Linked DNA regions of Mus musculus: all the other regions are linked to region 1. Evidence: chromatin loops called from intact Hi-C (ENCODE). Cell type or tissue: left cerebral cortex. All regions are shown on one strand.

Region 1 (8,000 bases):
TAATGTGTAGTCCTAATGAGACAGTGACTAAGCAGATGCTATGTCAAGGATTTTTGCCTGGTCAAGGGCTAGGAAAGGAAGGACAAGGCATTAAGACAATTGAAAGGCCTAAGCCCCACTTTAACACTAGAGGTTTGGGGTATTTTTCCATAAAAATACTATCTTGCCTGTATCCCATGCTGATAAAATTCAATGGCTTAATAATATTCCTGTGTGGGTTGATCAGTGGCCTTATCTAATGAAAAAATAGAAGGTGCCTCTTTGCTTGTGCAGGAGCAACTAGAGGTAGGGCATCTAAGACAATCTCAATCACCATGGAATACTCCAATATTTGTTATCAAGAAAAAAATCTGGTAAATGGAGATTGCTACAAGATCTAAGAAAGGTCAATGAAACCATGGTACCTATGGGAGCTATACAACCTGGACTTCCATCTCCAGTAGCTATTCCTAAAGGATATTATAAAATAGTAGTAGATTTGAAAGATTGTTTCTTTACTATTCCTTTGCATCCCCAGGATTGTGAAAGATTTGCTTTTAGTGTTCCTTCTATTAATTTTAAGGAACCCAGGAAAAGATATCAATGGACAATTCTTCCTCAGGGCGTGGTTAATAGTCCTACCTTATACCAAAAGTTTGTGGCACAAGCCATTCAGCCTATAAGCCTATAAGCCATTCAGCAATGGCCAATGATATACATCATACATTACAGATGGTATCTTGTTAGATCCTCAGGACTTGCTTTTATGTTATAGAGGTTTACAACAGGCATTAGCTGATAAAGGACTACAAATAGCATCAGAAAAGGTACAAACCCAGGATCCTTATAATTATTAAAGCTTTAAACTTACAGATCAAGCTGTTTATCCCCAGAAGATAATCATCTGCAGGGACTGTTTAACAACTTTAAATGATTTTCAAAAACTGTTAGGTAATTATCAATTGGCTTTGCCACTATTTAATGCTTGCTACAGGAGAAGTGAAACCCTTAGTTGATATTATTAAAGGGAGTCCTGATCCTACCTCCCCTAGATCTTTAACTTCAGAAGGATTGCCTGCCTTGTAACAAGCAGAAAGAACTGTTGAGAGACCATTTGTTACTTATATAGATTATTCTTTGCCTTTACATCTGTTGATTTTTAATATGACTCATACACCTACAGGATTTTTGTGGCAAAAGGCTCCTCTTATGCGGATACATTCAAGGATATCTCCTAAACGTAATATCCTGCCATATTATGAGGCAGTAGCCCATATGATTATACTTGGAAGGATGCAATCACTGATTTATTTTGGCAAAGAAGCAGACGTCATTATACATCCTTTTAATGTAGATCAAAATACTTGGCTAAAGCTGCATAGTATGGATTGGTTCCTTGCTCAAATAGGATCTAAAGAACTATAGATAATCATTACCCTCAAATAGGTTGATAAAATTTTAAATGTACATAATGTCCTAATGTGACATCTTTACAGCTTCTGCATAATGTTTTTTTTTTTTATTTTTACTGACGACTCCTCTAAAGGACGAGCTGGATATTTCATAAATAATCAACAGGTAGTCATAGAGACTCCTGGGCTCTCAGCTCAGCTAGCAGAACTGACAGCAGTACTGAATGTTTTTCAGTCTGTAAATGATACTTTTAATCTTTTTACTGCTAGTCTATATGTGGCCCAGTCTGTTACTCTATTGGAAACTTGTGGTACATTTAATTTCAACACACTAGCAAGATCTCTGTTTTCTCAACTACAAAATACCATTCTTACCCCCCCCCCAATAAGTTTTATATCGGTCATATCCGAGCTCATTCTGGTCATCCTGGACCTTTAGCTGCAGGCAATGATGGCACTGACAGAGCTTTAATAGGAGATGTCTTAGATTCAGATCCTGTTGCATTGGCTAGACGTGATCATAATAAATTTAATCTTTCTAGTCATACCTTAAGGCTCTGACATAAGATCACTAAGGAGCAGGCTCGAATGATTGAAAAACAATGCCCTAACTGCCTTACATTATCTCCAGTTCCTCATTTAGGGGCTAATCCACGAGGCCTTATGCCCAATCATATTTGGCAAATGGATGTAAGTCATTATGCAGAATTTGGAAAATTGAAATATATACGTGTCTGTATTGACGCTTGTTCAGGATTCTTTTTTGCTTCTCTATATACTGGAGAAGTCTCTAGAAATGTAATTGATCATTGTTTACAAGCCTTTAATGCTATGGGATTACCTAAAGTCGTTAAGACAGATAATGGGCCAGCTGATACTGGAAACAACTTTACATCATTTTGTAAGGAATTTGGTATCGAACACAAAACTGGATTTTTTTTTATAACCTAATGAGACAAGGAATTGTTGAGCGTGTGTATTACACTCTGAAAAATTGGCTTTTTAAAAAACAAAACTTCTCCACTCTTACCAGAGAAGTAAGTGATTTCTATCAATTCTCAAAGCCACCTCCCATACACCTGGTGGCCAGACTTTGTGTCTGATCTTTGCTAACTAGCAGCTGAATTGAATACCTGGGACATTTCTGCAGACAACTTTAATCTTGTTGCTTTTAACCTTTGACTTTTTATCTTAAGCAGATTGGTTGCCTTTACACAGTATCACCCTCAGCAAGCTCAGTTATTCACCATGGCAGTTATTCATACCTATGAAGAAATGCATTGAGTGCATATTCATATGCCCTTCATGGCTTTGGTCTGAATGGGGAAAATGTGTGCTTTTGAAGGCTGGTGGGCAACTGGCATTCTTGAGCTCCTGTCGACCTAAGACAGAGACAAGTGCCAAACAAACACCAACAAGCTTCGCTTGTTCTACTAGACCGGTAAGGAGGAGTAATATAGACCCAGACCTAAGCAGACACGGCCGCCTAGTCACCATATTTCCTAGGTGGGATCATAGAGTACAAGTAAATTTTGTGTCCCCTTTCCACTCATCTTTCAAAAAATAAAAAAAGGGGAATTGTGCTCTTCCCCCAGCCCTGAGAAGGCTAATCAGACCCAGTTTTCCGTGGCCACTGGACAGCTACATTTCTTAACCATCCCTAAAAGCGTGTAACTTGTGTTTTTATCATCCTTAACAGTTTGTAATATCAGTTTTTAAGAGGACTAGACCTTTATATTGTATCTTTAAGAACTGTGGCATGCGCACCGAGTACCAGCCACCCTCTCAAGTTGCTCCCAGGGTGTGCTCTGTGGGCGCCGGAGGCTGAGCAAGGGCGAAGCTCCAAGGATCTGGGTGCTGGTGGCCGCCCCGGGCGAGGAGGGGTCCATCGCTGACATGAGAACGAGCGAGCGCTGAGCAGTGGCTCGCACAGACCGGAGATGGAGGAGGCTCCTGGCTGGCGGACAGCGCGGGCGACAGCAGCTGAAGACCTGTCCGGACTCCGTGCGCTAAGGGGCCACGAGGCTCGCTCCAGCGGTCCAACTCGGGCTCACCTCTGTCAGCCCTCGTAGTCGGGCGTCAGCAGCTTGTGCGGCCCGCACGCCACCGCCCCCCCCCCACCCTCCCCTCCGCCAGCCCCGAGAGGCGGCTGCCTGGCGCGGGGACACGGCAGCGAGGCGCTGTCCCGTAAAGAGCAGCTTGCGGAGCGTGAGGGCGGCGCGGCCTGGGCCCGGGGTGCTGGGGCGCAGGCCCGCCGTGCCTGTCCCAGCCGCTGCGGGAGGGGCCGAGCGCCCGGGTCGCCGAGAAGTCGCCGTCGCCACTCGCACCAGTTGTGGACGGCTTCACCTGATCGGTGCGCAAGGCACAGAGGCAGAAGCGTTCTCAGGGCTCGTCGCAGTTCCACAGCCAGGGCAGCCAGGGCAGCCAGGCAGAGCTGCACCCCCTGCCCCAGCTCAAAGATGCCACTTCAAATGAACAGCAAGAGCTTTTCTGCCAGAAGCTACAACAGTGCTGTGTACTGTTTGATTTCATGGACTCTGTTTCAGACTTGAAGAGCAAAGAAATTAAAAGAGCACCACTGAATGAACTGGTTGAGTATGTTTCAACTAATCGTGGTGTAATTGTTGAATCAGCGTATTCTGATATAGTAAAACTGATCAGTGCTAACATCTTCTGGACACGTCCTTCAAGTGATAATCCAGATTTTGACCCGGAAGAGGATTATTCTGCCTGTTGAATATGAACAGTTGAAAAATATTAAAATCATGTTATACAAACAAACAAACATCTTCCATTCAAATTTTGAAGCCTAGAATTTAACAAGGATAAAACTATAAAATTTGAATCTTGTAAAAACTGCTAACTTGTAAACTTTTAAAGATAACTTAAGATGTGCACATCAGTCACATTACAAATAATCAAATTCTTTAATGTGTTCAGAACTATGGTTATAATCATGCTAAATACAAATACAATTCATTTACAGAAACAAAGCTTGGTAGAAGAGACCAATTTATATCTACCTTTATATAGACTTCTGTATATGTTGTCAACTAAAAACAAGTAAATAATGACCCTCAAACACCTCAGAGATCTGAGAATATAGCATTTAAAAGGTTTAATAAGCAAAGCTTTAAATAAACAAATGGCAGAACTTAGCAGCATCCCCAAGATCGTATCCAATTGTGGAAATGCTAACCACTGGGCAAGGAACTGGCCCTATGCCTCAAGTACTACCACGACCTTGCACAAAATGTGGACAAGTATTAATCCTGAGATTCACAAGAGAAAAACCAGTTCCATGACTTTGAGCCAAATATGAAGCAAGCATTAATTACTGACCAGGATGGACTCTGGTTAGGTCTACTCTCTGGGACTCCCAGCAAGTGGTGATGAGGCATGTCCTGTAGGGTCTTTTTAAAGACAACAACACACAGCCACAGTATTTCTTATGGGACACCGTTATTTTCCAAAAACTACAATTCCCAGCATCCCAGGAAGTTACCTGGCTTTTGGGTAGATGGGGCTTACAGATTAACGTTGGCTCTTACATTCTTCCCTTGAGTTGTAAATGTTGTCAAATGTTTGACTCTGTATTGGGTACTTGTGTATAGTGGGATCTTATAACCATCAGCTTAATGCTACCCACATAGGAATTATCATCTATCAGTAATGTGAGGCTCAACAGTAATTAGCAGAAGCAGATGGGCCAAAGGCCCTGTGATAACTGACATTAGCGTTACTATTTAGAAGGAGCCTGGAAATGAACAGAGTAATAGTCATTTTGCTTTTTAATCTCAGGTCCTCTTTTTGTAATATTTCTCTGAGTACAACCAGATTATAATCCTGAATGGTTTGTATAGAAATAATAGTTTTCTCTTAAAGCCATATAATATGTCTTTGTTCTGCATAAAGCAGACCAAGTGCCCTATTATATTGTAGAACTATTTTAGTTTGTGAGTCTGTATATTGATAAATCTTGGCCCATTTTTGTGGTATGCCATTTTGTTCCCTATGCCAGGGAGTTTCCTTCTGACCTAGCATTTCAGCTTGTTAGGGGACAAGGAATGATGTGTTCCCTTCTGTAACTATTTCTAGTATATCATTGTCAGTGCCCAGGAAAGCTGAAAAGATAGGCGAAGGCTAGGGAATGGGCCAAACATCTGGCGAGTGGATCCAGCCGAAGAGAAAGTGTAGAGAGCTCTTGAGGCCTCTTCAGGAATTTGGCAAGACTATTTACATTGGACTAGGGCATGGCTAAAAATTACTACAGCTAAAGAATATATTCTTTGTGTCCTGATCATTTTGGTAAGTCCCTGAATAGAGTAATCATTGGACCTTTGTTTATGCCTTGGTTTTTCCTTGACTATTTTGCTTTTGACCTAGAACTGACCCTACTCTTTGCATGTACCTAGAATAGCATAAAGCAGACTGAAAAAAAAAATCAGCCTCAGCACTTGCTGGGTCTTGATATGATGTTGTCTAATTCTCTCTCTCTCTCTCTCTCTCTCTCTCTCTCTCTTTCTTTCTTTAATCCTCCATCCCTCCCTTGGGACCCCGTTTACTGACTGAGCTGGCTTGGTCAGATGGTGTCTTCCATGTTGGGGCTGGAGTATAAGGGGTATAGTGAAGGACATTGCAGGGAAAGAAAGCCAGTGCAAAGGAAAACTTGGGCCAGCAGTGAGTAAACCCTGTAAAAATGGGACAGGGTAATGGTAGAATGCGTTTTGTATATGTGGTTAGAGGTATGCTAAAATCTAGGGAAGCGAAAATAGTTCTCATAGATGCCTTTAGTCTCTAGACCCTGATTAGAGATAGTTTAGAGCCTTGCCATGAGAGGGAGAATGGGTTTCAGAAAAGCAGCCCTCACCTGTGTCTGGGGATGGTTTGGTGAAAGAGAAGAAAAATGAACGTAAGCTGTTCCAGAGCTCTCCTGGGGTTAGGAGGAGGTCAGGAGACATCCTGCTTCCTCTCTGGTTCCCAGAGGGGTAATGCCTAGTTCTGGTTCTGGGTCCCTTTGGTGGAACATCTAGTTCTCTTCCTCTTGGTCTATTGTTTGTCCTTAGTGCATCACTCTGTCCATGTCTGTCAGTTTAAGTCTGTGGTTTTGTTTCATTGCTTGACTGTTGCTCTGTGTTTCATATCTGCTGGCTGTTCACCCCTTGATATAGTTTTTAACTCATTTCAAGGATTTTTTTTTTCTTTTTTTTGGTGTTGTTAAAAAAAAAAAAAAGACACTCTGAATTGGCACAACAAAAACTGGTTAAGTTGACCTGCACCTGTAGCTAGGAGTCTACTGTAAAAGCTGCTCTTAAAGGGACCAGCAGCTTCTTGGCTTCTTTGGTCAGGAAGCTGATGGCTGTTTCTCCTACAAAAATCTCTGTGACTGTGATTATTGGGTTCAGCTGGTGACAAGGTGCTCCTCCCTTGATATTACTGATAGAAAAAGGTAAGAAAATTTTGTCTGTGTAGTCTAAATAAGTAAATGTGTGTAGCCACTTTATGTTTGTTTCTGACTGGTCTTAAATGTATAAATATGTTACTGACTTACAAGTTATTGGGTATGGTATAAACTTTGTAACAGTGGTAACAGAAAGTTGGCTTAGAACTGGTAACTCAGGGTTGGAGTCTTTCTGGACAACAACACATGGCATGACCAACCCAGGGAAACAGGTCTCTAAAGGTATCTCTAAATTGGGATAATATTTTATGTAATTCTTGTCCTAGAAGCCAGACTAATAGAAGATAGGATTTGAAACAATGTTTCTTTAATGAGCTTTAAAAGCTGCACCATCATGCATTCATATATAATAACTAGCAGTCAAACTCTGTAACATGAAAATAATGCACTTGGTATTGATTTTAGAGAGACTGGATTGTTTACACAGTTAAAAATCGGTTTTGCTTTCCAAAATTATGGTTATGCTCTGATATTGCAAAAGAAACTTTTAAGAATATATATATATATATATATGTATATATATATATATGTGTGTGTGTGTGTGTGTGAGAGAGAGAGAGAGAGAGAGAGAGAGAGAGAGAGAGAGAGAGAGAAACAAACATGCAGTGGCCACATTCATATATCCAAAACAGACAGGAAAAATGGTCCATACCTTCTGCAATGTTGCAATTCAGGAAGGGGAGGTCCAGTTCTCCACAGTCACAATGGTGCTGTAGCAGGGCCCTAGGTTTTTCAAAGCTTCCCACTGGCCTCAAGCATTGAATTCTTATCAGTCTTGTGGTTCATATATCCAGATACCCCAAGCCAGAAAAACAGGTAAAGCAATAAGAAACAGAGTAAAAACTAGAATGGAAAACATAGAGCCAAACAACAGAAAATATGAGACAGCAACATTTAACAACTGCAGCCCTCTGCTTTACTAGTTCACCAGTCTGATCAAGAGAAAAATTTTTATAGCTTTCTTGTAAAACCAACTAGAGGCTGGGGCTCTCTGAGTTCTTGGTTCTGAGATCCATTCTGGGTCCTTCTAAACCCTAGGCTTTGCTCCCAGTGTCAGGAATTCCTGAGCTCTATTGTGTAACTTAGGCATTGGAATCCTGTCAACAGGCACCATGGGGTCCTCTGGGGCCCAAAGCAGGTCAGAAAAG
Region 2 (8,000 bases), 56 kb after region 1:
TTGGATTTCCTGGTGTACTGGCTAGTTTTGTGTCAACTTGACACAGCTGGAGTTATCACAGAGAAAGGAGCTTCAGTTGAGGAAATGTCTCCATGAGATCCAACTGTAAGGCATTTTCTCAATTAGCAATCAAGGGGGAAAGGCCCCTTGTGAGTGGGACCATCTCTGGCTGGTAGTCTTGGGTTCTATAAGAGAGCAGGTGAAGCAAGCCAGTAAAGAGCATCCCTCCATGGCTCTGCATCAGCTCCTGCTTCCTTACCTGCTTGAGTTCCAGTCCTGCATCCTTTGGTGATCAACAACAGTATGGAAGTGTAAGCCGAATAAACCCTTTCCTCCCCAACTTGCTTCTTGGTCATGATGTTTGTGCAGGAATAGAAACCCTGACTAAGACACCTGGTGATGAATTTCTCTCTTGTAGAGAAATGACTAGGATTGCAGGATGGCTCAGTGACTAAGAACATTTAATGTTCTTCCGGAAGAACTGATTTTGATTCCTATGAACTATGCCAGGTATCTCACAATCACCTGCAATTCCATCGTTAGGGAGATCCAAGATCTCTGACCTCTGAGGGCACACACACACACACACACACACACACACAGAGTTAAAAATAATAAAATTAAATATGTTTATTTTATTTTTAAATATTTAAGTTTGAAAATGTTTATTGAATCTCTACTTGACTAACTCAAGTCTAGGTTAGTTGATCACTATCACATAAGCACCAGTGGACTGGGTTGTTCAGCCCACCAGAAAAGAACATGTTATTAGGTACATTCTGAATGTGTTTGTGTTAATAGGGTCTGAATTTACAGACTGTGACATCCATTTGTTAACACAATACACACACTATTGATAGAACATTGAATACTTGGCAGTTTATAGAGTGAAATGTGGAAATTGTTCAAATGTGAAATCAAAGCAGAGAAGGCATTGAAGGATATAACAAGGTCACAGGACTTGATGGGGATTGTGTAACAACTGGCCACAACAGAGCAGAGCCAGGAGAACTACTGGTTTGGCTATCAGGTAGCAAACAGACGTGGTATAGTCAATGAGGAAAATAAACAAATATGTAGAAAACCAATTTGTTTAGCTTCTACTTCATGCTTTGGGATATTCACTTATACACAGATGAAATAGGAAACAATGTTGCCTTTTTTGAGGAGCTCCTGAGAAATCCACATGTTAGTCCCTGGGAGGATCAGCACCAACAGAGCAGTGGTCTGCCATTCTCAGCATCCTCAGCAATGTCAGGTCTCTGAGGAAACTTCATTCTAAATGTAGCATTAAAGTCAGATTCATGATGAAAGCTGAACTGCAAAGGATATCTGACGTCTTAGTTAGGGTTTTACTGTTATGAGTAGAGGCCCTGACCAAGGCAACTCGTATAAGAACAGCATTTAATTGGGTCTGGCCTACAGTAGTTCTGTCCATCATCAAGGCAGCATCCAGGCAGGCATGATACAGAAGGAGCTGAGAGTTCTACATTTTCATCTAAAGGCTACTAGCAGAATATTGGCTTCTAGGAAGCTAGGATGAGGGTCTTAAAGCCCATACCCACAGTGACACACCTACTACAACAAGGCCACACCTTCTAATCATGCTACTCCTGGGGCCAAGCATATACAAACCATCACATCTGGATCCATTCTCACTGGTGTTTTTAGTGAGAGAATTTGTTAAAATGTTTTGCATTTGCAAGTAATCATATTGAACTTATTTTTAAAATTATTTTTCAAACTTCTCATTAATTTACACTGATTTTCTTTTCTTTTTCTCCATTGCCATTTATTAGATAGAATTTTAAACATTAAAAATATAGTTTAAGTATAATACATTCAAATAATTATTACCCTAACCTTGCTTTTAAGTTTAATTTATCTATCCTTTATTCTGTATTTTTAGATCATAATATTAGTTCAGTAATGGTTTGTTAAAACTCCTTTACATATTGTACATAAGGTTTTTGGGTTCAATACCTAGTACTAAGTATGTGTGTGTGTGTGTGTGTGTGTGTATAGTCATTGGCCTAATGGAGTCTGTTGTGGTTTGGATAAAAATGGCCCCATAGGCCCATAAAAAGTGGGACTATTAGGAGGTGTGGCCTTGCTGAAGGTGTGTGTCACTGGGGGGCAGGGGGGAGGGCTTTGAGATTTCAGAAGCTCAAGCCAGGCACAATGGCGCTCTCTCTCTCTCTCGCTCTCTCTCTCTCTCTCTCTCTCTCTCTCTCTCTCTCTCTCTCTCTCTCTCTCTCACTCTTCTCTCACTGCCTGTGAATCCAGATGTAGAAATCTCACCTATCTCTCCAGTACTATGTCTGCAAGAATTCTGCCAATGCTCCCACTATGGTAAGGGACTAAATCTCTGAACTGTAAGCAAGCCTCAATTAAATGTTTTCTTTTACCAGAGGTGCCATGGTCGTGGTGCCTCTTTAGCAATAAAACTCTAAGATAGAGACATAGCTCATAACTATAAGAACAATCTACACAGCTTCCAGAGTGACACTGGTTGTTCTTTTGGGCTCGAAGCCTTGATAATGCTCAGGGGCTTATGAGACTCACAATACTTTGACTCTGACCTCTCACATCAGCCCCTCTGTTCAGCTTCTGTCTGACTCCTAAGGTGACATTGGATATGAGTATTTTTAGATGCTGACACCAGATAAATGTATATAAAAAATAAGTCTGGTTCTACTTTCAATTCCTGTTCAGGATAACAGCATATTTTTCATATGAATATGCTCTGTACCATATGGTGCTGTGCCTATTTGAAGCCTTTATATAGAATAAAGGCAAAGAGTCTTAGATTAAAATATTTATTGTGTTTTGTGGCTTACAGTTTCTAAGCATTACAGGGCATAAATTAGCTTTCTACATGTATGTCATAGAATGGACTATTAATAACTTAACTAAAACATGCATGTCATAGAATGAGCTATTAATAACTTAACTAAAAAAGGTAACTGAGTAAGAGCAGCCTTAGGCAAAATAAGATTAAGTCAGTTGTTGTGGATAACCCTGGGGCTAATTATATTTGATGTTAATTCTGTTCTCCTGTGAGTGGTTGTGAACAAGGAGTGAGTCAGCACTCTGGTGATTTCCTGTAACCTGCTTCCCACCTTAATTTGTAAAATAAAGGAGAGCTGATGATTGGGCAGATAAAAAGGAAGGTGGAGTAGAAGGTGGGAGGGAGAAGAAGAAGGAGAAAATGGAAGAGGGAGAGGACGCAGAGGAGCAGGAGGAAGGAGAAAAGCAGAGCAGAAGGACATGGCCTGGAAAAACTGCAAGTTCTAAGGGCTCTCATAGATGTGGAAGATGGTAGTGTAGCGGTAGATCTGCCCAATCTAGGCGAGCAGCAAATAATCATACTAACTGTTGTGTTTTCATTGCTGGGGCATATTTGGGAGGAGATTTACCGCAACAGTCGGTAGCATTTAAGTTTAATATGGGTAAAATCTGAGAGGTCTTGAAGTCAGAAGCTATTTTCGTGGATACGCAAAGAAGGCACACTGGGAAACAACATGGCTAACGAAGAATCAGGGAACATTTCCCCTAAAAGTGGTTCAAAAATTAGATTTTGGGGGATATTTGAGACAGAGTTTCTCTGAATAACTCTTGGTAACACAGAATTCACTATGCAGTTCTATGCAGTTCGGGCTGGCATGCACATGTTGCTATTCTCCTGCCTCTGCTTCTGAGTGCTAAGATTACGTATTTGCCATTATGCTTGCTAAGGATTAATATCTTTTTTAAAGACCAGGTTACACTGTATGGCTCTGGCTAGGTTGAATTGTGCCACTTCACCCAGCAAGAATTTGATCTCTTAAGTATAGTGTTCCACATTGTACACACCTTCATGAACTCAAGATGTAGCAATTGAAGTCCCTTTTATGTATTCACATATGTATGTAGTGTATGCATATGTTCTTATATGTGTGCACACATATACACAGACACCAGAAGTGGAAGTCTGATGCCTTCCACAGTCATTTCTCCAACACTATTTTTTCAAACACTGATCTCTCATGAAGCCTGGTACTTCCTGATTTGACTAAATTAGTTAGTCATGATCTCCAATCCTACCATCTAAACTAATATTCTCATGCTTGCATGGCAATCATTTTACCAACTGATAGAACAGCCCCAATAGAATACCATCTCCATAGCCCCATTTTATTTTCTGATACAAAGTCTCCTGTTTTCTAGGGTGGCCTTGAATTTAATATGTAGCTGAAGATGACTTCTAGTCTCTCTGACTCCATCCTCTGAGTGATAGGATTATGGTCATGTGTCACTAATCTGATGTATATGGCACTGAAAATTGAACCCAGGGTATCCTCCATGCTAGGCAAGGATTCTACCAAACTTAGCTACATCTCTAGCCTGATTAAGGTTCTTCTACATACCAGATATGCAGGTTCCTAGAGAAATAAGATAAAGAAATGATAGATGAATGCTTGACCTCAAGGAGCTTTCTTTTACAGTCTAGCAGGGAAGGAAGACTAATTTTTTTTTTCTTCTTCAAGACTGGGTTTCTCTGTATAGCCCTGGCTGTCCTGGAACTCACTTTATAGACCAGGCTGGCCTCGAACTCAGAAATCTGCCTGCCTCTGCCTTGAGATTAAAGGCGTGCTGGGATTAAAGGCGTGTACCACCACGCCCGGCTCAAAGACTAATTTTTAATCACTTTTAGCTGTAAAGTTATAAGTAGAAACTAGTACTGTTAAAGAGAAAGATCATTCTGTTGCTGTAATAAATTACCCTTACCAAGAGCAACTTAGAGGAAGGAAGGATTTATTCATCTAGCAAATCCCCCTCACAGATCATCACTGTGGAAAGTTACATCAGGAACTTAAAGGTGTGCCTGCTTGCTTTTCCACACAGTATTATCTCTAACCAAAGAACTTACTTGAGTCAAGAAGTACAGCAGAAGTCATGGAGGATGCTGCTGGCTAACTGGCTCTAGGATAGATTTATATCTTTTTTTAGTCAGCTAGCTTTTTATATGCTCAGAACCACCTGCCCAAGAAATAGTGTTACCCTCAGTGTGCTAGGTCCAATTATTATCCAAGACAATCCCTTCTAGACATGCCCACAGGCCAATATGATTTAGGCAAGGCCTCGGTTGAGGTTCTAGGCTCTGTCAAGTTAAAACTAACCAGGACAGAGATCTACTGTAAAATAAAGAACATGGGCTTTTTTTTTCTTAGCCCCTTCAGATTCACCTGGCATATTTCTTGACCTTCCCCTGTTCCTGTAGCTTTGGGCTGAGTTTGACTAAAGAGCTATTTACCAGGAGGAGAGGAGAGGGGAGGCAAAAAGGAACCAGGATCCTTCTTTCTTTCTGACCAAGAATTCCATTGATTTCTTTTCTTTGCTGAAGAGCACATCTCTTTGAGCTCCAGGAGCATGTTCTTACTCCTCCTATGTCAGGATGCTCCATTAAGGATCCTGGTGCTCACTTTAATGAATAAATATTTCCTCATTGAACTCACCCATGCCAGGGCCATCCTTTTCTGGCAGCTCTCTGATGTTGGCCTACACTAGAAGTGGTTAGGCTGCTGGTGGTAAAAGGAATATTTTCAGCAGAGGAAAGAGACTTTCATTTAGGAAAGTGTTTGAAGAAAGGGCATTTGGAATGTAGAAATGGAGAATGAAACAGAGGAAGAAGCTGACTACCTATCATAGGTCACAGGATAAGGTAAACCATCTCCCAATTTCTGTGTGCGTCTTCCTTTTGGGAAAAGGTGCTGCTCAGCATTTGAAACACCTCCTATGTTCAGGAAACCCCTCACTTTGAGTGTTGATTAAAGGTCAACTGTCCTCTTATTGTAGCTGTCCAGTGGGAAAATGGTGAGGTGTGGGCACCTGGCCTGGCCTTGGTCAACCCAGTGTTCCTGACCAATGTTTATGCCTCAGGCCAGAAGCACCCAGTAAGAAGCTTGTTTCTTGGTGGGTGTGTCAGTGGCTCCAGCAAAGGTTTCTAGGATGTTGGCATGATTGGTATCCATTCCCCCAGCCAGGCTCCAGACATTCTTTTATACAGTTTTGAATGGGCTAGAGTCACTTCTTTCATATTGGCAATCTCTTTTCTCTATTTCCTTTCTTTCTTTCTTTCTTTCTTTCTTTCTTTCTTTCTTTCTTTCTTTCTTTCTTTCTTTCTTTCTTTCTTTCTTTCTTTTCTATTTAAGTGTGTTAAGTGACTATGCATGTAAATGTATGTTCACTTCTTCTGTTATGTGGCTCTGTGGAATTTTGGCTGTCAGGTTATCAGCAACTGACTTTCAGGCTGGACCATCTCACTGGTCCTAGGACACCTCTTTTTTATTCCATATATTATTTTGCTGTTTAAATAATCTAGAATAACTACTATTGTTGGTAACTAAGAACTCACTATGGTAACCGGGAATATCCTCCTCTTTTTTTTTTTCATTTTTTTATTAGATGTTTGCTTCATTTACATTTCAAATGCTATTCTGAAAGTCCCCTATAACCTTCCCCCACCCTGCTCCCCTACCCACCCACTCCCACTTCTTGGCACTGGCGTTCCCCTGTACTGGGGCATATAAAGTTTGCAAGAACAAAGGGGCCTCTCTTCCCAATGATGGCCAAGTAAGCCATCTTCTGCTACATATGCAGCTAGAGACACGAGCTCAGGGGGTACTGGTTAGTTCATATTGTTGTTCCACCTATGGGGTTGCAGATCCCTTCTGCTCCATGGGTCCATTCTCTAGCTCCTCCATTGTGGGCCCTGTGTTCCATCCAATAGATGACAATGAGCATCCACTTCTGTATTAGCCAGACACTGGCATAGCCTCACAAGAGACAGCTATATCAGGGTCATGTCAGCAAAATCTTGCTGGCATATTCAATAGTGTCTGTGTTTGGTGGCTGATCATGGGATGGATCAACGGGGGTCGGGGGGGGGGGAGTCTCTGGATGGTCCATTCTTTCATCTCAGCTCCAAACTTTGTCTCTGTAACTCATTCCATGGGTATTTTGTTCCCCATTCTAAGGAGGAATGAAGTACCCATGCATTGGTCTTCCTTTTTCTTGATTTTTCTTGTGTTTTGCAAATTGTATCTTGGGTATTCTAAGTTTCTGGGCTAATATCCAATTATCAATGAGAGTGCATATCATGTGAGTTCTTTTGTGATTAGGTTACCTCACTCAGGATGATATCCTCCAGATCCATCCATTTGCCTAAGAATTTCATAAATTCTTTGTTTTTTATAGCTGAATAGTACTCCATTGTGTAAATGTACCACATTTTCTGTATCCATAGCTCTGTTGAGGAAAATATGGGTTCTTTCCAGCTTCTGGCTATTATAAATAAGGCTGCTATGAACACAGTGGAGCATGTGTCCCTATTACCAGTTGGAACATCTTCTGGGTATATGCCCAGGAGAGGAATTGCTGGATCTTCCTCTAGTACTATGTCTAATTTTCTGAGGAAACACCAGACTGATTTCCAGAGTGGTTGTACAAGCTTGCAAACCCACCAGCAATGGAGAACCATTCCTCTTTCTCCACATCCTCACCAGCATCTGCTGTCAGCTGAATTTTTGATCTTAGCCATTCTGACTGGTGTGAGGTGGAATCTCAGGGTTGTTTTGATTTGCATTTTCCTGATGATTAAGGATGTTGAACATTTTTTCAGTGCTTGTTAGCCATTCGGTATTCCTCAGTTGAGAATTCTGTGTTTAGCTCTGTACCCCATTTTTAATGGGGTTATATACCCAAACCACACAAAGATCCAATGAAGAAAGAGAACTTCACCAATTTCCCTTAAGAATATTGATGGAAAAATACTCAATAAAATCCTCGCAAACCGAATCCAAGAACACATCAAAACAATCATCCACCATGATCAAGTAGGTTTCATGCCAGGGATGCAGGGATGGTTTAATATATGGAGATCCATCAACGTAATTCACTATATAAACAAACTCAAAGACAAAAATCACATGATCATCTCGTTAGATGCTGAGAAAGCA
Region 3 (8,000 bases), 67 kb after region 1:
ATTTAATTTTGGTATCTGGTATCTGTCTAGAAATTTGTCCATTTCATCCAGGTTTTCCAGTTTTGTTGAGTGTAGCCTTTTTTAGTAGGATCTGATGATGTTTTGGATTTCCTCAGGTTCAGTTGTTATGTCTCCCTTAGAACCTTCTTATGTGATAAAACTTTACTATATACAGGATAGACAACAATAAAGATTTTGGAGATATGTATGGGTGCGTGTATACACATATATATACATACACCTACATACACACATATATGAATATATATATATATATATATATATATGAATTATATTATTAACTTACTATTGGCAATAAAGAAGGCCAGATGCCTCCTCCCCTTGATGCTTGTGGCCCTATAAGCAGACCCCTGTCCCCATGGAAACAGGCATTTGAACTATGATGGTAATTTTCATATCTGTTTAAATTTCACATTTTTTATTATGAAATAATGTGAAATCATTGTATATTTTCAGTACAAGAAGTTGATAAAAGTTGTCCTAGGTCAAAGAGATAATCAAGAATAAAATTAGAATTTATTTCTACCTTGCCTTCTACATTTCCTTCTTTAGAACACCTTTGCTTAACACCATTTATAGGAAAAATGTAACTTAAGTGTCCGTGGTTAAATTTAGCAGATAATAAGCAAAGAAGAGACTGAGGGAATATATTTAAGGGAAAAGCCTGCTTAGCATCAACTGTTATCCACTAGGAGATAAATGGGTTCTACACACATTCCTAGAGCTCTCACAAACAAGCCACCACTCAAGGGATAGCCAGAACCTTCTGAAAAATTTTCTAGGTATTTCAACTTTGAATTTATATCTGGAAGTGGTTTAGTTTTTCTTCCCAGGTCTGATCTCAAGTAGACACATGATCCAGTTGATCCAATCAGCCTTTTCCCTTTCTAAAAATGAAGAGATAAGAATAAAGAAAGTCAGTGTAGACAAGCATTATTTGAAGATAGCCATTGCTTTCCTCTTTTTAGGACGGAAAAGTGACAATTGTTCTGCAGAAAGAAAAGTACAGACTGAGTCCAAATAGAATTTCTCAGGTTCTCACAACTTCTCAGTCTTAGTCTTCTTCTAGAGGCTACTTGAAGTTCTTAACTTCAGTAATATAAGATGGTTGCTTGCTCTGACCTGCAGGAATAATCAGCGGGGACCTAGGGCAAGGGGGAGAGAGAGTGGGAGGGACAAGAAACACAAAGAATGAGAGCAAGACTATTATTCTGATCAAGTGCTGAAAAACTTTGTTCTGGGATGGCAATATAAGAAAGAGGAGGCTTCAAGGGAGTGGGGAAGAGTCCCAGGGCTCTCCAAAGGTCAGGTGGCAGTCTTCAGTTCTTGGGACCAACGGTCACAGTATCCTCTCTATTCATAAATATTCTTTCTGTTATGACCACAAATGTTTTCTCAGGGCTATTTATGTAAACTGGAAAATTTCCACAAGGCCATGGCTCCCGGCATCTCCTCCATTTTAATTATTTTCACTAAGGTCCTAAGGAACTGGGGTGATCAATAGTCATCTCATTCTTGGATGAGTAAGCATTAACCAGTGGGGGCGGGGGGAAGCATCCCTGATTCCTCCTGTGGGTAACATTGAGATCCACAGTCATGGATCATGGTATCTTTTGGGGAGGGGAGGCAGAGACTTAGAAAAATCCTTAGGATAAGGTTGAAAAATACCAACCTCCTTGCAAACCAGGTTTGTCTCATGGGAAATTCAGAGACGGTCTGTGTGAAACTTTCCCCTGTGGTGCTTGTCCTCGAAGTCCACGCTGGTGCCCATGCTGGATTCATTCAGGTCTGAATCCTATGCAGCTCCTGAAGGAACATTATCAACCCCAGGTTCCACAAGGCCTCTATTAGCCAAATCAAGTCTATAATAATGAATTTGCAAAGATCTTGATGCCATGGAATCAATCAGCTGTTTTATAAAACCAGTAATTCTGTTAAAAATGAAAGTTACTACTAATAAAATGCTTATTAAAGGTTCAAGTAGGAGCATCAAGAGTGTGAACATGGAGGACTTCCACCAATTATCAGAAGCAGCTGAAAACTGTTTTTGTTTTTTTTTTTCTTTTTTCTGGAGCTCTAAATTAAGTTTATGTAACTGTTGGATTCAAGTTTCCACTATGCCTGACTCATTCAGAAAGGGACAGGTGCCATGTTTCTCAGTGATCAGCAAATCAAGTGCTTGATTCAGTAAGGCATCTTGGGCAAGGGAAGTTAATTGTCTCTGTAAAGAAGCTAATGACTCAATGGAGGCTTCTACTGCCAACACAAATTGTTGGGCTAACTTTGCGGTGGTGAGAAGAGAATGGGTTAAATCTCCTCCAGTCAAACTGGCAGCCACATCAGAGGTTACTAAGGAGACACTGGCCACTACAGGGAAGAAAACAGCTCACTATTTCAGTGGGAGTTAGCAAGGTCAACTGAGGAACTAGGGACACAGGAAGGCACAGCAATTCTTTATCTATGTTTTGGAAAGAATTTTAGTAAGGGTACCATTACACCAAAAAACCCACAAGAAACAAAACAACTACAACAATAAAAAACAAACAATTTTCTGAGGAACCACCCGACTGATTTCCAGAGTGGTTGTACAAGCCGGGGCCTAGCAAACACAGAAGTGGATGCTCACAGTCAGCTATTGGATGGATCACAGGGCTCCCAATGGAGGAGCTAGAGAAAGTACCCAAGGAGCTAAAGGGATCTGCAACCCTATAGGTGGAACAACATTATGAACTAACCAGTACCCCGGAGCTCTTGACTCTAGCTGCATATGTATCAAAAGATGGCCTAGTCGGCCATCACTGGAAAGAGAGGCCCATTGGACACGCAAACTGTATATGCCCCAGTACAGGGGAACGCCAGGGCCAAAAAAATGGGAAGGGGTGGGTAGGGAAGTGGGGGGGGGTATGGGGGACTTTTGGGATAGCATTGGAAATGTAATTGAGGAAAATATGTAATAAAAAATATTTTTTAAAAAATCAATCAAACAAACAACCCCCCAAACCCCAAAACAAACAAACAAACAAACAAAAAACAAACAGACAAAAACCCTTCAGAGGCAATCAGATCCTGACTAGGTGAGCTAGTTTGATTGCCCAAATTATCATTGGGACTAGTATAGCAGAATTTAAATTGCTGTTGTTCAGGGATCAAGAATAAGGATACTTCAAAAATTTGGGAAAAGGTCTTAGGACTGGCACCAGACATATTAAAAGGGATGGGATAAGGTACAGCTGTCAATAGAGGGCATCCTAATGCAGCACAAAGGAAGCAGGCTGAGACATTTCCTAATCCAGTAATATTGGTAAGTATCAGGCCCTCTCTATCAGAGAGAGCCAGGAAAAAGGGTGATTTGTGAACAACGTGGAAAGCTGTGTATTCAGCTCCTTTTCTTTATTCTGTATCTATTGCTATTCTAAGAAGCTAATAATTTTTTTTCTTGCAAAACTAGGGCAGAAGTGCTTGTAGCTGCGCCTCCCACAAAAGCATATGGAGACATTAGTTCTAAATCTTTAGTAATTAGTTTCTTTATACATAGTGAAAGTTCCTCCAGCAGGCATATCCATCAACTTAGTGTTGTTTACCACAACTTCTAGGCCTTCCCATACTGTTGGATGTAAAAAAAGGGTTGATCAGGGATGTAAGCCCAAAACAGCTTCTCTGTCATCATTATCAGGGCACTCCTCTACAAACTCACGATCAGCATCATTCTTTGTCCCAGCATCAGTATGTCTCATTAACCACTCTAGCAGCTAGCGTGCTCCTTCAGCATCCTGCAGAAAAAAAAAAAACACACACACAAACATGCCCTCTTCACCACACTCAGAGAGTTCCTTGGCATTGAAATTTAAAAAATTTTTGTAGTGTACAGGGATATGATTCTCTATTTTTTTTCAAAAGCCAATTCTTCAGAGTGCAATGCCCATGTTCAAGAATTCCTTGTCCCAATGTTCAACATCCTTAATCATCAGGGAAATGCAAATCAAAACAACCCTGAGATTCCACTTCACTCCAGTCAGAATGGCTAAGATAAAAAATTCAGGTGACAGCAGATGCTGTTGAGGATGTGGAGAAAGAGGAACACTCCTCCATTGTTGCTGGGATTGCAAGCTTGTACAACCACTCTGGAAATCAGTCTGGCGGTTCCTCAGAAAATTGGACATAGTACTACCGGAGGATCCCGCAATACCTCTCCTGGGCATATATCCAGAAGATGTCCCAACCGGTAAGAAGGACACATGCTCCACTATGTTCATAGCAGCCTTATTTATAATAGCCAGAAGCTAGAAAGAACCCAGATGCCCCTCAACAGAGGAATGAATATAGAAAATGTGGTACATCTACACAATGGAGTACTACTCAGCTATTAAAAAGAATGAATTTATGAAATTCCTAGGCAAATGGATGGACCTGGAGGGCATCATCCTGAGTGAGGTAACTCAATCACGAAAGAACTCGCACAATATGTACTCACTGATAAGTGGATATTAGCCCAGAAACTTAGGATAGCCAAGATATAAGATACAATTTGCTAAATGCATCAAATTCAAGAAGAACGAAGACCAAAGTGTGGACACTATGCCCCTCCTTAGAAGTGGGAACAAGACACCCATGGAAGGAGTTACAGAGACAAAATTTGGAGCTGTGACGAAAGGATGGACCATCTAGTGATTGCCATATGCAGGGATCCATCCCATAATCAGCTTCCAAACGCTGACACCATTGCATACATTAGCAAGATTTTGCTGAAAGGACCCAGATATAGCTGTCTCTTGTGAGACTATGCCGGGGCCTAGCAAACACAGAAGTGGATGATCACAGTCATCTATTGGATGGGTCACACGGCCCCCAATGAAGGAGCTAGAGAAAGTACCCAAGGAGCTAAAGGGAACTGCAACCTTATATGTGGAACAACAATATGAACTAAGCAGTACCCCGGAGCTCTTGACTCTAGCTGCATATGTATCAAAAGATGGCCTATTCGGCCATCACTGCAAAGAGAGGCCCATTGGACTTGCAAACTTTATATGCCCCAGTACAGGGGAACGCCAGGGCCAAAAAGGGGGAGTGGGTGGGTAGGGGATTGGGGGGGTAGGTATGGGGAACTTTTTGGATAGCATTGAAAATGTAAACGAGGAAAATACCTAATTAAAAAAGGGGGGGGGGAGAATTCCTTGTCCCATGGATTATAAGGAATTTCAGTTTTATTTTCAATTCCAAATTCCTTACAAAATTGTATAAATTTGTTTCCAGTATAAGCAGGCCCATTATCTGTCTTGATGATTTTAGGCAATCCCATAAAAGCCTGTAAACAATGATCAATTACATTTCTAGAAGCTTCTCCTGTATGTAGAGAAGCAAAAATGCATCCTGAACAAGTGTTAATACAGACATGTATATATTTCAAAATTCCAAATTCTGAATAATGAGATATATCCATTTGCCAAATATTATTGGGCATAAGGCCTCATAGATTAACCCCTAAACAAGGAACTGGAGACAATGTAAGACAGTCAGAACATTGTTTTACAATCATTCTAGCTTACTCCTTAGCGATCTGATGTTGGAGCCTTAAGGTGTGACTAGAGAGATGAAATTCATTATGATCACATTTAGCCAAAACAATAGGACCTGAAACTAAAGCTTCTCCTATTAAAACTCTGTCAATACAATCACTGCCTGCAGCTAAAGGTCCAGGAAGATCAGAATGAGCTCTTATATAACCAATATAAAAAGGATTTTTTTTTCTAGCAAGAGTGGCGTTTTGTGCCAAACCACCTCCAGTAGGATCTGTGTGACAAGTTCTACAGACTGGGGCAATTGACCTCAAAAGGTCCTGTAGGTATATGAGTAGTATTAAAAATCACAAATGTAAAGGCAAATAATAATCTATATAAGTAACATTGTTTTTTAGTAGCTCTTTCTACTTGTTGTAAGGCTAACAACCCTTCTGAAGTTAAAACTCGAGGAGAGGTAGGATCAGTACTCCCCCTAAGAATGTCAAATAAGGGTTTTAATTCTCCTCTAGTAAGCTTTAAATAAGAACAAAGCAAAGTAATATCAGCTAACAGCTTTTGAAAAATCATTTAAACTTTATAAGTTGTCCCTGCGAATAATTATTTTTAGCTTGATCTGTAAATCTAAAACCTAAATAATTATAAGAATCTTGAGTTTGCACTTTTTCTGGAGTTATTTGTAATCCTTTATCATCTAATGCCTGTTGTAAATTTCTATAACATAGAAGTCCTGAGGAGCTTTACCTGCTAATTAGATATCATCCATGTAAAGTATAATATATATTATTGGCTATTTCTGTCTTATAGGCTCAATGGCTTGTGCCACAAAATTTTGACATAATGTAGGACTGTTAGCCATGCCTTGAGAAAGAACTATCCATTGATACCTTTTTATTGGCTCTTTAAAATTAATAGAAAGAACACTGAAAACAAATCTTTCACAATCCCAAGGATGCAAACAAATAGTAAAGAAACAATCTTTCAAATCTACTACTATTTTATAATATCCTTTATGAATGTCTTCACTTGCTTGATTTTTTTCTTCATTACAATTATGGATGAGTTAAAATCTTGAGCTTGTGATTGAATTGTAAACTGAGCTAATGGAACATTGGCAGTTTAACTATATTTTTAAGTTTCCTTTGCAATATTAGAGCATGCCCATGATTTTGAAAAAGAAAACTCAGTTTTAAACAACCCATTCTCTTTAAAAATTAATACCGTGAGCATTATTTTCACGTTACAAAGTTTGGCTGCCAGCTATTATATATGAATGCATGACAGTGCAGCTTTTAATACATCATTAAAGAGATATTGTTTTAAATCCTATCCTTTATACATCTAGTTTCTAGAATAAGAATTACACAAAATATTATCCCAATTTAGAAGTATCTTGAGAGATCTGTTTTCCTGGGTTGGTTCATATCAAGTTTTGTTTCAATGATTCCAACCCTGAGTTAGCAATTTTAAGCTGACTTTCTGTTACCAATGTTATAAGCAAAAAGCCATTTGCTCCTTTAAGAGCTGTTTGTGTATATAAAACCAGCTTCTATCAGGGATTTTCCAGCTGTGCTTGACTCCCAGCTACAGTGCAGTGTAACTTATCAGTTTCTGCTGAGCAAATTGGGACTTCCTTTTAAACAAGTTAAACTAAATCAAAGAATGGACAGCCATCAGATAAAGTTTTAACCATTTTTTTTTCACATGAAACTCAAACAACAAAACAAAAACAAATATAAATTGACAGACATATGGACAGATTGGTGCACCAAGGATAGACAATAGAAAGAGAACTTGATGTCTCAAAGGGACCCAGATATCCTAACCAGAACTAAGAATATCTCCATAGGAGTCAGAAAATAAGCAGAATGTCTCCCAATTTCCTCCTGTTCCTAGGAGAGCTCTGAAATAGCTTATATCTATTTGCCTTCTCTTTTGATAAAACATCCCGGACTGGGGACAACTCTATTTCTGAAATCTATTCTCCCCCTTCCCCCTCCCCTTCCCCTCCCCCTCCCCCTCTCTCTGATGTTCAAATCTAACTCTTTCTCTCCTTCTTCCAGGAATTCTGCCAGAGAAGGGAGAGGAGGCACAGTAGTAGCTACTGATAGTTGCTCCCCAGGGCCCTGCTTTTCTAGCTTCTCCCAATTCCTCCTCAACTTGTCTAATTCTTTCATTTATATATGTATCATTCCTACTTCTAGGAATTAAGGACAACATAAATGCACTTGAGCTAAGAATTTTTCTAACATCTGTTTTTTCTTTGTTGTTTGTTTTTTACTCTTTTTATTTTATTTTATTCTATTTTAAACCCTACTCCTCTCACCTGGAGTATAACCTCTTGGCTGTGAACAAATTTTCTTAAGCTGTCTTGAGGGATTCCTTGAGATCCTTTAAAAATAATTCATGTTTCCTTAATGCTTGTCCCATAGTCTGGCCACTCTTCTTACTTTTCTCAGATCAATC

What was found. A loop is a pair of places that touch in the nucleus more often than their neighbours do. Peaks named below come from ENCODE experiments on the same cell type or tissue, not always from the same donor. Only the 100,000 strongest peaks of a DNase experiment are listed, where the experiment ranks them.
Region 2: it touches region 1 in a loop (4-fold over the local background); 4 of 42 quality-filtered maps call a loop at or near these places.
Region 3: a loop joins it to region 1, with 2.1 times the contacts of the local background. A loop is called at or near these places in 6 of 42 quality-filtered maps.

Annotation. Positions count from the first base shown.
Region 1 is chr11:30,750,685-30,758,684 of GRCm38, reverse strand. No RefSeq gene overlaps it. Among named protein-coding and RNA genes, the nearest start is that of Psme4, 17 kb to the left of the region's middle. In left cerebral cortex, no CTCF peak of the experiment used is centred here; DNase peaks (open chromatin) are centred at 3,310 and 3,702; H3K4me3 peaks cover 1,042 bases; H3K27ac peaks cover 536 bases.
Region 2 is chr11:30,694,372-30,702,371 of GRCm38, reverse strand. No RefSeq gene overlaps it. Among named protein-coding and RNA genes, the nearest start is that of Acyp2, 49 kb to the right of the region's middle. In left cerebral cortex, no CTCF peak of the experiment used is centred here; DNase peaks (open chromatin) are centred at 2,549, 2,677 and 3,129; H3K27ac peaks cover 1,224 bases.
Region 3 is chr11:30,683,868-30,691,867 of GRCm38, reverse strand. No RefSeq gene overlaps it. Among named protein-coding and RNA genes, the nearest start is that of Acyp2, 38 kb to the right of the region's middle. In left cerebral cortex, a CTCF peak has its summit at 3,258; no DNase peak of the experiment used is centred here.